Regions from separate parts of the Mus musculus genome. Here region 2 is linked to region 1. The links are chromatin loops, found by intact Hi-C in ENCODE. Cell type or tissue: left cerebral cortex. All regions are shown on one strand. Each heading gives the region's core, and the rest is flanking DNA. Links, peaks and the distances in the headings are about the cores only. Region 1 overlaps Ralyl (RALY RNA binding protein-like). Region 2 has its middle 230 kb from the start of Ralyl.

The links. Hi-C counts contacts between places; a loop is a spot of excess contacts. Peaks named below come from ENCODE experiments on the same cell type or tissue, not always from the same donor. Only the 100,000 strongest peaks of a DNase experiment are listed, where the experiment ranks them.
Region 2: it touches region 1 in a loop (2.9-fold over the local background); 2 of 42 quality-filtered maps call a loop at or near these places.

Annotation. Positions count from the first base shown.
Region 1 is chr3:13,730,641-13,736,035 of GRCm38, forward strand. All of the region lies in intron 1 of Ralyl (RALY RNA binding protein-like), which reads left to right. Among named protein-coding and RNA genes, the nearest start is that of 4930539N22Rik, 80 kb to the left of the region's middle. In left cerebral cortex, for the core only: no CTCF peak of the experiment used is centred there; DNase peaks (open chromatin) are centred at 2,850 and 4,073.
Region 2 is chr3:13,237,447-13,242,841 of GRCm38, forward strand. No RefSeq gene overlaps it. Among named protein-coding and RNA genes, the nearest start is that of Ralyl, 230 kb to the right of the region's middle. In left cerebral cortex, for the core only: no CTCF peak of the experiment used is centred there; DNase peaks (open chromatin) are centred at 2,660 and 5,295.

The DNA.
Region 1 (5,395 bases), core at 333-5,332:
AATCACTGTTCCCCACAATACCAGGAATGTCGAGATTCTCCGGAATCTTTATGGATGAACAAAAGCTAATGATTGTATATACCAGATTTTTTTTTTTTTTTTTTTTTGGACAGGGTTTCTCTGTATAGCCCTGGCTGTCCTAGAACTCAATTTGTAGACCAAGATGGCCTCGAACTCAGAAATCTGCCTGCCTCTGCCTCCCGAGTGCTGGGATTAAAGGCCTGTGCCACCACTACCGGACATATAGCAGATTTCTATATATACTAGAACTTTGGTGCAAAGAATAACTGTCATGGTTTCTAAAATACTACGTGAATAAAAGGTTCATAGAATCTGAATTAATTTGTGTATAGCATAAACTGGGCTAAGCATACATAGTATAAGATGCCTTGTCATGCAAAATAGCCAAAAACATGAGCCATCTGCTTCATAGAATTCAAGGGAAATGATTGAATGATAGTACTGAAGTAGTGGCTTGTTGGACAAGTATGTCTCTGGCAGAATCCAGTGGCATCCCTTGATTTTTCCAGCCAATGGTACTTTAAAACATTTCTTCATGTTAACCCTATCACACTGAAATAACTTATCAGGACTTGATAAGACATTGAGTCTGAGCTGGGCAGTGGTGGCTCAAGCCTTTAATCCCAGCACTTGAGAGGCAGAGGCAGGCAGATTTCTGAGTTCGAGGCCAGCCTGGTCTACAGAGTGAGTTACAGGACAGCCAGGGCTACACAGAGAAACCCTGTCTCGAAAAACAAACAAACAAAAAAAGTAGACATTGAGTCTGGTATATAAGAATGTTAATAGATCCAATTTGGAATATGAAACTGGAATCTTGGTATTATTATTCCAGCAAGAAAAACAAGTTCATTATGATAAAAGAGAATCATTTTAGTCAGAACAAAGATAAATAAGTTCAAATATAACAAATGTCTGATTTGGTTGGTTCTTATAAAGTTTTGCTCAAAAAATGCTCTAAGTTACTTGTATTTTCGAATTTCTAGGAAAAAATACAAGAATTTGTTGGATGCTGAGGAATTTTACTCATATCCAAGTGCTATGTCATTATGTAGTTAAAAGGAAAATTAAACAGCCTAATATGATAGAAAATACGCCAAGATAATTTTTCCTATTTCCTTATGTTTATCTTCTTAAACATTTAAAATGTAGTTCTTTATTAAGCATGCAGTTCAGTTATTCAGTTTTTCTTTCCAAACAATGCTAGGTTAACAAGAATTGAACTGATTCTAAAGCCAATCTCCATATCATTTTATCTGTTCTACAAGTTTCATATCAACATGAAAATTTCATTTTCCCCAAACTGACTTACATCCCTGTTTACCTAAGATCCATTCATCTATTCTGATTTCTTATTTTCCCATTCTGTTCCTGTCTGTCTTACATACCGCTTATGCTGCAAGAACCACTAACTGATCCTCTGTGTTCTCTGAGAGTGAATAGCTAAAACTCTTCCTTCAGAACTCAGATCAAACATGCTTTCATTCTTTTTGTATAGCATTTTAGAGAACTCTTTGTTCTTAGCAAACAATTTATTTTTTAAAACACGGGGAGACAAAGACCAGTGAAGCAAAGAGAAATATTTAGTTCCCTGAAACAGGCTGTGTGAGATATTGTTCCTGAGTGCTTAGCACAAATATTGACTCATTGCAGACTCTCAAAGAGCTTTGAATACAGTAATGAATGGTCTTTCAAGTTCCAATCATACATCTGATTGGAGCTCTGTATTAATGAACTAATTCAATACAGTATCCAATCAGGCAGGCAGTACGAGCCCGTAATATGAATACTGTAGAGACTGAGTCTAAAGAAAGAGAATATTTGAGACTATTTGTATTCATGTCTCCATTTTCCCAAAGAAAAGGCAAAATGATATTGTGTCCTGATGTTTTCACAATCAGTAAGCAGCATTAAATGCAGTATCAAGCCTGGTTCTAGACATCTGCCTAGAGTACACACTTTTGATTCATAAGTTCCATTCTCTGATTATTAATTATGAAAGATTATTAATTATGAAAGCAGTAGATTAATTAATTTGCATCAAATAGAACACTGAGTGGATGCATTTTCCTGGGCATGTATTCTGTATATACTATGTTTATTGAGTTAGAAAATAGTAACTTTCCACTGTTTCCCAGTAACTAGAACTTTATAAATGGTGACTTTATAATGGATAGTGTATATTCTGATGTTATGACTGAGAGCCTTAAGAGCTGAATATATTTCTAGTCCCTATTTGTTCTCTGTTAGCTAAACTTGTTTTAAATTGTCATTCTTCACTATGTAGGTTTATAATCCTAGCAAAAGCATCACTGTATGTTTTGTGGAACATAATGGTTGTCCTGCAAGGACATTCAATGATGGGATGCCTTGAGCATCAATACATTTGTTTCTCAAACTGTAAAACTTATTAAAAACAAAGGGACTAATATGAAATTTAAAGTATCTGTTGTTTTTTATCCAGAAGATGCAAATGCTTATATAAAAATATATAATTCTATGGACTATAAAAAAGGTAATAAAAAATCTAATTCTTTTCTGTTTTTAATGGTCAAAAGCAACAGTAACATATGTGGAATTATAGTTTTTGTCATTCCAAATAGAAGACTAAATGTACACATTAGAAGTTGCATTTTCTCTGCATTAATAAGAGTAGTAAGAGCTTTCCCTTCACCACTAACTGATGGAGCAGTGACTCAGAGACCAGAGAAGCAGTTTCATAGGCTGTCATCTCTCTCCATAGTCACATTTGTAACCACAGCTATAATAAAAACTGTTGAATTTCCAAAATCTTTGGGAGCTAGGAGTGATTTTCCTTGCTGTGTTTTCCCCAGAACTCTCTTCTCCTACCTTTAAACTGTGAGTGGGTCTCACTCTCCAATTACCCAAAGAGTTCCAAGCACACACAGAACTTTATTTTGTAGCATTCCAGACAGGATATAATTAACAGTCCCACATTTAGAAGCACTTCATAAAATGAGAAGCACAAGTATTGTACTGTATAATATAATGGTAAACCTATATAATACCTACTGTTTCTTTAAATGTGATTGCATCCATTTCCTCTTATTTCATTATTCACTTGTGGAAATTGTTCACTTATTGCTAATTTCTAATGACTTTATTTTCAATTTTAATCCAAGTCTTTTTATTACTACTGACTCAAATTTCTTAGCAAATATAATTATGATTCTTCAATAATTTACTGACTATAAACACATAGGGGGAAAGCTATATTAAAAGCAATCTTTTCCATTCCATTATTATTTTAAATCATCGAGGAAAGCTTATTAATTTTGACTAAATACTTATATAGCAAAATTATAGGGGCAACTGCCAATGCAAGAGGTAATAATTAAGCTTGGTTCAAATGTTTCTTGTTGATAAGAAAAATATTTTGCTAGTACTCAGAAGTTACTTGAAGACATTTAGCACTTACTTAATTCTACTTATTTGTACATGGAAGTACAATAAATGTGGACAAAAGAAGTGATTTTATAACTCACCATAGATGCTATGATTATATTTTATGAAGGAGATAGACCATCTAGAAGGAGTAGTTAAATTGGACAGACAACACTCTAAGAAAGCTTTTGAGAAAATATTCCATGAGTTCTTTCTCAAAGTGCTCAAAGTCTTCACTGAGTAGCCAGGAAAGTAAATGGGATGGTCAAGAAATTGATAATTAGTTAATTGCCATAAGCACAGCAGTTAGGAGGCACCAATGCATGTTTATAAGCTACCATTTGATACGGACAGACATACTTACCAGAGGCATGGGTCAAAGCATTAAAGCCACGGTAAGGTATGTAGAGTAGCCTATCTTAAAAAGGCAAATGGTCAGGGAAGGATTTTCAACAAGATCAACATTTTCCATTTTAGTGTTCTTTGTTGTAGAGAATTGGGGTACAGATGGTAAACGGTTTCGCTCTGAGGAATGGGAACTTGTAGAGAAGGCAGTGGGTTGAGAGAATCCTCTCCTCAATGGCTTCTATTTAATCTATAAATAAAGTGCTAACATCATGTCCTATGGATGAGGAAGAAGGGGGTGTCATAGAGTGTTTAAAGCAAGTGATGAAGACATAAATGCCATCTGTGGGGAAACTGAACAAAGCAAATGTCTTAAGGAGTGATTGCTGGCTGTGCTGACTTCCCTGTTCATGTTGTGGGGGCTCAACCTTACATGGTTTTATTCTTTGATTTGATTCACAGAAAAATTCCATGCCCTAAAGCATAGAAAGCATGCTTTCTGGGAAGATTTGAAGCACAGGTTTTATAAGACAAGAAAGGGGGTTTTTGGAAATGGTTGAACTAACCAGTACCCCCAGAGCTCATGTCTCTAGCTGCATATGTAGCAGAAGATGGCCTAGTTGGCCATCTTTGGGAAGAGAGGCCCCTTGGTATTGCAAACTTTATATGCTCCAGTACAGGGGAAAATCAGGGCCAAGAAGTGGGAGTGGGTGGGTAGGGGAACAGGCAGGGAAGGGTATAGGGAACTTTTGGGATAGCATTTGAAATGTAAATAAAGAAAATATCTAATAAAAAAAGAAAAACAGGTTAAAAAAAGAAATGATGAGTCATGAGATCTTGGCTGCATACAGGATAAAATTAAGATGGGATGGAGGGAATAGATTAGGAATTCAAATCCTGCAAATCCTAGCAGTGTGGGATATGCATAGAGAAGCAAAGGGTGCAAGCTGACAGGACTGAGGGGCCATGAAAGGAAATTCTTTATTTCATTTTTTGAGACATTGCCAAGTACAAGGAAAGACCAAGAATATCACCTGAAATAAATTTGAGAAAATTGGTGAAATTTAAATGATCAGTAACTTCAAAGAACACCCCATTTTATTTTTATTTCCTAGAAATTAATTCTCCTAGACATGGTGTTTGTAATAGAAGCATAGTAAAATGGTACTTTCATGTACAGGTAGTAAGACTGCATTGCAAAATATTATTTCTCTTTGATAAAAAGAAGTTTGAATGTACAAGTGAATAAGAATGATTCTTGGACAAATATACTATAAATTTCATTGCTAAAGGGCGATTTAAAATCCACAGCTAAACATCTTATTCTCAGATAAAACTAGAAATACCATTCCCTTAAATGTGGAAATTTGAAGTTCTTTGTAATAATAAAGAAAAAGTTAGGATATTCTATAGTAACATTAATTTTAAGCAAAAAAAAGAAACAGATTTTCCCACTAAGAATTTCTGTCTATATTACAAATCTCTTCACAGTACAAAATTAAAAGAATATTCTAAGAAAAAAAAAACTACAGAAGTGCTCTAATGAACAATGAGAGTCATCACATAATTCACAGCAAGGAAAAATAGACACCTTTACAATTGGAATGTAATTGAAAATAAATAAATA
Region 2 (5,395 bases), core at 334-5,333, 490 kb before region 1:
TGACTGTAAACATAAATTTTCAAAGTAATATTAAACTTCTGGTTTTATTTTTCTCTCTTTACTATTCAGCTCTCTATCTTGTGCACAATCACACGGCCAAGGTTAATTTTACTCAGGGAAATTAGTTCCTGTGCTCCCTGGTTTTAAAATGATTGCATAATTTGAAATCAGTATGTTGGTTATGCTATTATGAATAACAAAATATTTATTACACCAACCTTGAAAATGACACTATCTTAATCAGTTCTTTGAAAATTCTATGGCTATTAGCTACTTTCTTCTAATAATAGTCAACTCTCCGTCTTAGTCTGTTCTTCAAAACTTTTCTAAGCTGCCAAATATTACCTCTGTAACTTGGGAATTCTTCTTGGACAGCATCTCATTGCTAGTTTCTGCTCTTTACCTTGGGGCTTCAGTTTCTCTCTGTTCTCTTATGTCATATTTCTGGTTTAAAGTTCACTTTTGAGATTTTCTTTAATTCTCTTATTTTGCTAAAAAAAAAAAATTCTATAGGTACATGACAATTAACTATGTAACTACTAAATATTCAAAGATTTCATTCTATCTCATGGCAATTATGCCAGGCAAAGAATTATCAGGAAAAAAAAAAAACTATAGAAATGTGAAGGTACTGGTGATTCTATAATTTTAAATCTATTCTAATTCACCTTATTTTGGGGCATTTAAAAAATTTACTTTTTTACTTTGAATATTCTGTTATCTTTCTTATAACTTGGTGTTTCTTTCTTTCATCTACCAAATTTGGTAAAATATTGTCTCTCAGCTTGGAAAGACATCTCTCAATTATTCTTAGGACTATTTCCCCTCTGTTTTCTCTATCATCCCTTCTTCAAATATCACATGGGTTGATAATGTTTGTTGTCATGGTTTAATAACTTAAGGTTTCAATACTTACAGTATACTGCTTCATTTTTCAGTGTGCTTTTGGGCAGCATTTTCCTTGTTTTTTCAACTTTTTAGTGGAACTTTGATTTCTCAACCCTTGTTAGACATTCAGCACTGTTTCCTGTTACCTAATCACTTCCTGGTGACATTTTTTTTCTGTTGTTTTGTTTTTATTTTCATAAGGATCTAATATGTCAAGATATACTCTATGACTACAAATTTATTTTCAGATTTTTCTTTTTAAATTTTATATCAAAGACAACTTTTATGTTTCAATTCAAATATTGGTTTTTTTTTTTTTTTTCATTTCAAATTTTTGTCAGTATACTGGTCATCACCAATTCTAAGGTGACAATAAAGAACCCAGGTTGATATGTAAGCAGTATGTTCGGCTTGTTCTCAGGACACTTTGGTGCCTTAAAACTGGACGGTACTGTGTGAGCCTTGAGTCCACACTAATCAACTCAGGAGCCAGCTAGATTGACTAACCTGTCTCTCTTCTGAGAAGGCATTCAGCTTCCTTATGGATGAGCAGCTGCACTTAAAGTCTGGAATGCAGAGAAGTGACTAGCCACCCACTGAACGTATTGATTTGTAATGAATCCTTATTTTTTCATTCCAGCAGTTAAGGTGGCACTTCAGATAATGACTCTCCCCTCTACCCCATCCACAAAACAGACTTTCTACCTGTTGGCTGTGATCTGCTACTTATTGCAACTTGCCTCTCTGACTTTCTTAGCAACCAATCCTCAATTTTTTAAATAATATATGAAGAATTATGTTTTCTTCTTGTTCATCAATTTCTTTTTATCATTGTAAATTTTAATGTTCACTTTTCTCTCCATAGTATTTTTGAAAGGAATAGAGTTAAAAATATGTGTCCAGTTTCTCACTTTGTTTCAGAAATACACTGGAAATATACTTAATATTAACAAGAAAACTGCCTTATTAAGGAAGCAAAAGAAGACATTTGGTTAAACGCATCTTAACACATCAAAAGTGGTAGTGAATACCTGACACCATTTACACCTGCTCAGCAAGCACATTGTTTGCAAGGACAATTTATACTTCTGTCTTTTTTGTGAGGGGTTGTGAAGGTAAGAAGATCCAGTTAGTAAGGGATGGGTTTATTCTTTATCTAGATTTAACATGGTATCCTCTGTGCAACTCTTGAAATTGATTACACATTCTGTGACTTTCTCTCTATGACAAGGGCCAGAATGCCTTCAAGATATCTAAAGCAACTTTAACATACCTTGTAGGTGGAGGCTACTCTAGATAGCCCCTACAGGGAGGCACATATTTAATTTGCTTTTGTATTTCTGGGCCAAATATATGCCTAATAAAGATTAAGATTGCAAAATTATACAATTTCAGCCTGTGTAGTTTTATCAATCAAAATTAAATTATTTCAAATTTCTAATTTTAAACAAATAGATTTGAATTGTTATATTTCATCAATCTATATATTTTTAAGTTTCAAACATGTAATTAAAGATGGTTCTATAATGATCCACAGTAGTCAATGTACAAAAAGGATTTATATACAAAGCACACAAATGTGTAATTTAGATTAGAATATTACTCTGTAGATAACTAGTCACTCACAAAATTACACATACAAAGATCTAGATTCTTTATAGCATTTCAATATTTTGAAATCTCACCAATCAGAGAGCTAAAAAAAAAAATTACTGCTGTGGAATGTGATATAAAAGAGGCTGCCAGGGGAAAGTGGGTGTGAGATGCTGTCTTAGCAGGCTGACTTTTAGCTCCACATCACATTGTTAAAATAAAAATAGAAGAGATGAAATGTTGATGGAAACAAATCCCAAACAAAGTAGATCTCATCATGAATTCAAAGCTGGAGATTAGCACTGCAGGTAGACAAAGGTTTACTAAGGAAATCATTAGCAGAGAGCTTTGGATTTCTGTCTCCTGATACTAACTGAAAGAAAAAAATACATATGGATAAACTGATGGATTGATAGCTTTATTTCACACTGCAAAACCAGTCTCCAAACATAGATTTTAATTCAAAGGTATAGGAACTTATTTTGTTCTGTTGCTGTTATCAGCAGCTATTCCTGAAATCTGTGAGATAATACAGATTATTTTTTCTGATACATTTTAACTGATAAAATAATCATTTGCCATTCTTTTCTTAGTGAATTCAACTTATAGAATGCCTTACAAAATTAATTTGTCATGCATTAAATCACAGATTCTATTTAAGATAAACAAAATACAATGGTCTGAAACAAACAAACAAAAATCCTCTGTGAATTATTTAAAAACTTATTACAACTGACTTAAAAACCATTAGTACTTTGCAGTTCACTCAAGGCATCATAGATAGGATTCCTGCTTTTTAATACGATATTACTGCCTTTTAAAAAGAAGAACATAAAGCTCCATTCTGTCCTATCATTTGTATCTATATACATTCAATCATTCACATATACATACTGAAAGAACCTAGTGGGGAAACTCCCACTCAACTCCTGATTCAGCGTGCACCCAAGAATCACGAACAGAACACAACACCTTGATGTAACAACATAAGGTATTTTAATGGTGGAGCTCCGGGTTGAAACATATCTCACACAGGAGACAGTGGATTCGACCACGAGGCTTGAAAGCTAGGGGTTTTTATAGAAAAGGAGTGGGGCTGGGGGAGGAATTGGCGCGGTTTCACATGATTGGTCCATTTAAACATCAGCAGCCTGTTAACATTTAACTTAGGTCAGAGGGGTGGGAGGTAGGGAGGTGACATGACAGGCCTGCCAGGCCATGTCCTGGTCTGTTCTGCTATGTTCTCAGCCCCAGGTTTCAAAGCTCACAAACAACTCTTTGGGCTATTTGACATACATTACATGAATCACGGGTCTCAAGTTTTATTTCCTTTCAATACATGTATGTATATATACACAGTATGTTTACAAAATGGTAGAGAGTAGTTTTGACTGGCAAAGGAGCAGGTAGGCACCTACAATGATAGGACAATTTTCTTGGTATTCATGATGTGTTTGGAAGATTTTAAACATTAAATATGTACACTTGCTGTTATGTTTTATAAAAAAGAAAGAGGCTAGGGTATGTTTTGGTAGCGGACAGTATGGTGAGGTAGGATGGGTGCATCAGTGGACCTATGCTGAGGCATCCCTTCCCCCCGAGGTATCAGGCATACAGTGAGTATAGTAGGGAATAGAGTTTATTTAAGGCGTGGGACAGGGAGTTGTGAAGGGAGTATGGACAGAGAGAAAAAAATATGTGTCTGTGTGTGTGTGTGTGTGTGTGTGTGTGTGTGTATATATATATATATATATATATATATATATATATATATATAGAGAGAGAGAGAGAGAGAGAGAGAGAGAGAGACTCAGAGACAGAGACAGAGGCAAAGGACGAGGCCAGCCAGGTACATGTGAAAACAGAGAAAAGGAAGAGGAAAGAGGGAGAAAGATGTCTGGTATAGAATAGAGACAAAAATAATAAGAGTGTAAGCACAGAGGGGGCAAACAGCCCCTTTTATAGTAAGCCAGGCCTAACTGGCTGTGAAACCTACAAGGAATGCTAACATTTCTCCATTTTGGTTTAGTTAAAGGGAAACAAGAAAAAGGTGATGGTGAAGCAAAAATGGGGTTATCGAGATCTTTAGCTACTTCTTGCTGGCAGCAGTCAAGGCAATGGAGCAGTGGTTATCATACCACAATCTAGGTAGAAACTTGTCTTCTCAGAGACAGTGGGGGGTAAACTGTCAAAATTTACAAGCCATCGTCTATCATAATCAACTTAAACATTTAACGTTACATTTAGCAGATTTCTGACAATATTGAGAGATACTAAGCAAACCTGAGTTAGACAGTTTGTGTTTGTTTAATTACTTGTCTTGGATATATCTAGCAAATAATGAAAATACATTGTGATTTAATGACAGTAGTAAAATCAAGGCGAAACATAACATAAGGCAGTGGTGGTCTTTAATCTTTTCACTGTTGTTAATCTTTAATATTGAAATCATTATTTACCTTATTTTAATTGGAAAGTGCCTTTGGAGACACTTTCCAATTCAGCCTATCTTAAAGTGAGGAGGGAGTGATGTGTGAGCTGCCCATAACAAAGGGGATGGATGGTCACAGGACTACTCTTGTTAAGATGAAGCAGAAACAGCAGTTCTGCCTGAAAGACAGTCATGTCTCTTATATCTTACAATGGCAGAAGGAGCTAGGTATCTTAGAATGGAACAGCAGAAGTGTGACAGAGACAAACATAAAGACAAATCTAAGTAACATAGTGTGCGGAATGTGAGAAACATGGTGTGGCTTGACAGCAGGCAATGGCCACTAGAGTACAGAAGTGTAGGCAATGACTTGGAAAATGTATGCCAGTAAGGGGGCATGGACCTGGGAACAGATGGTAAGCCGTGGGAAAATGCAGGGGAGGGGAAACCTGACAGATCACTGGCAAGAGAGTTGTAAAAGTT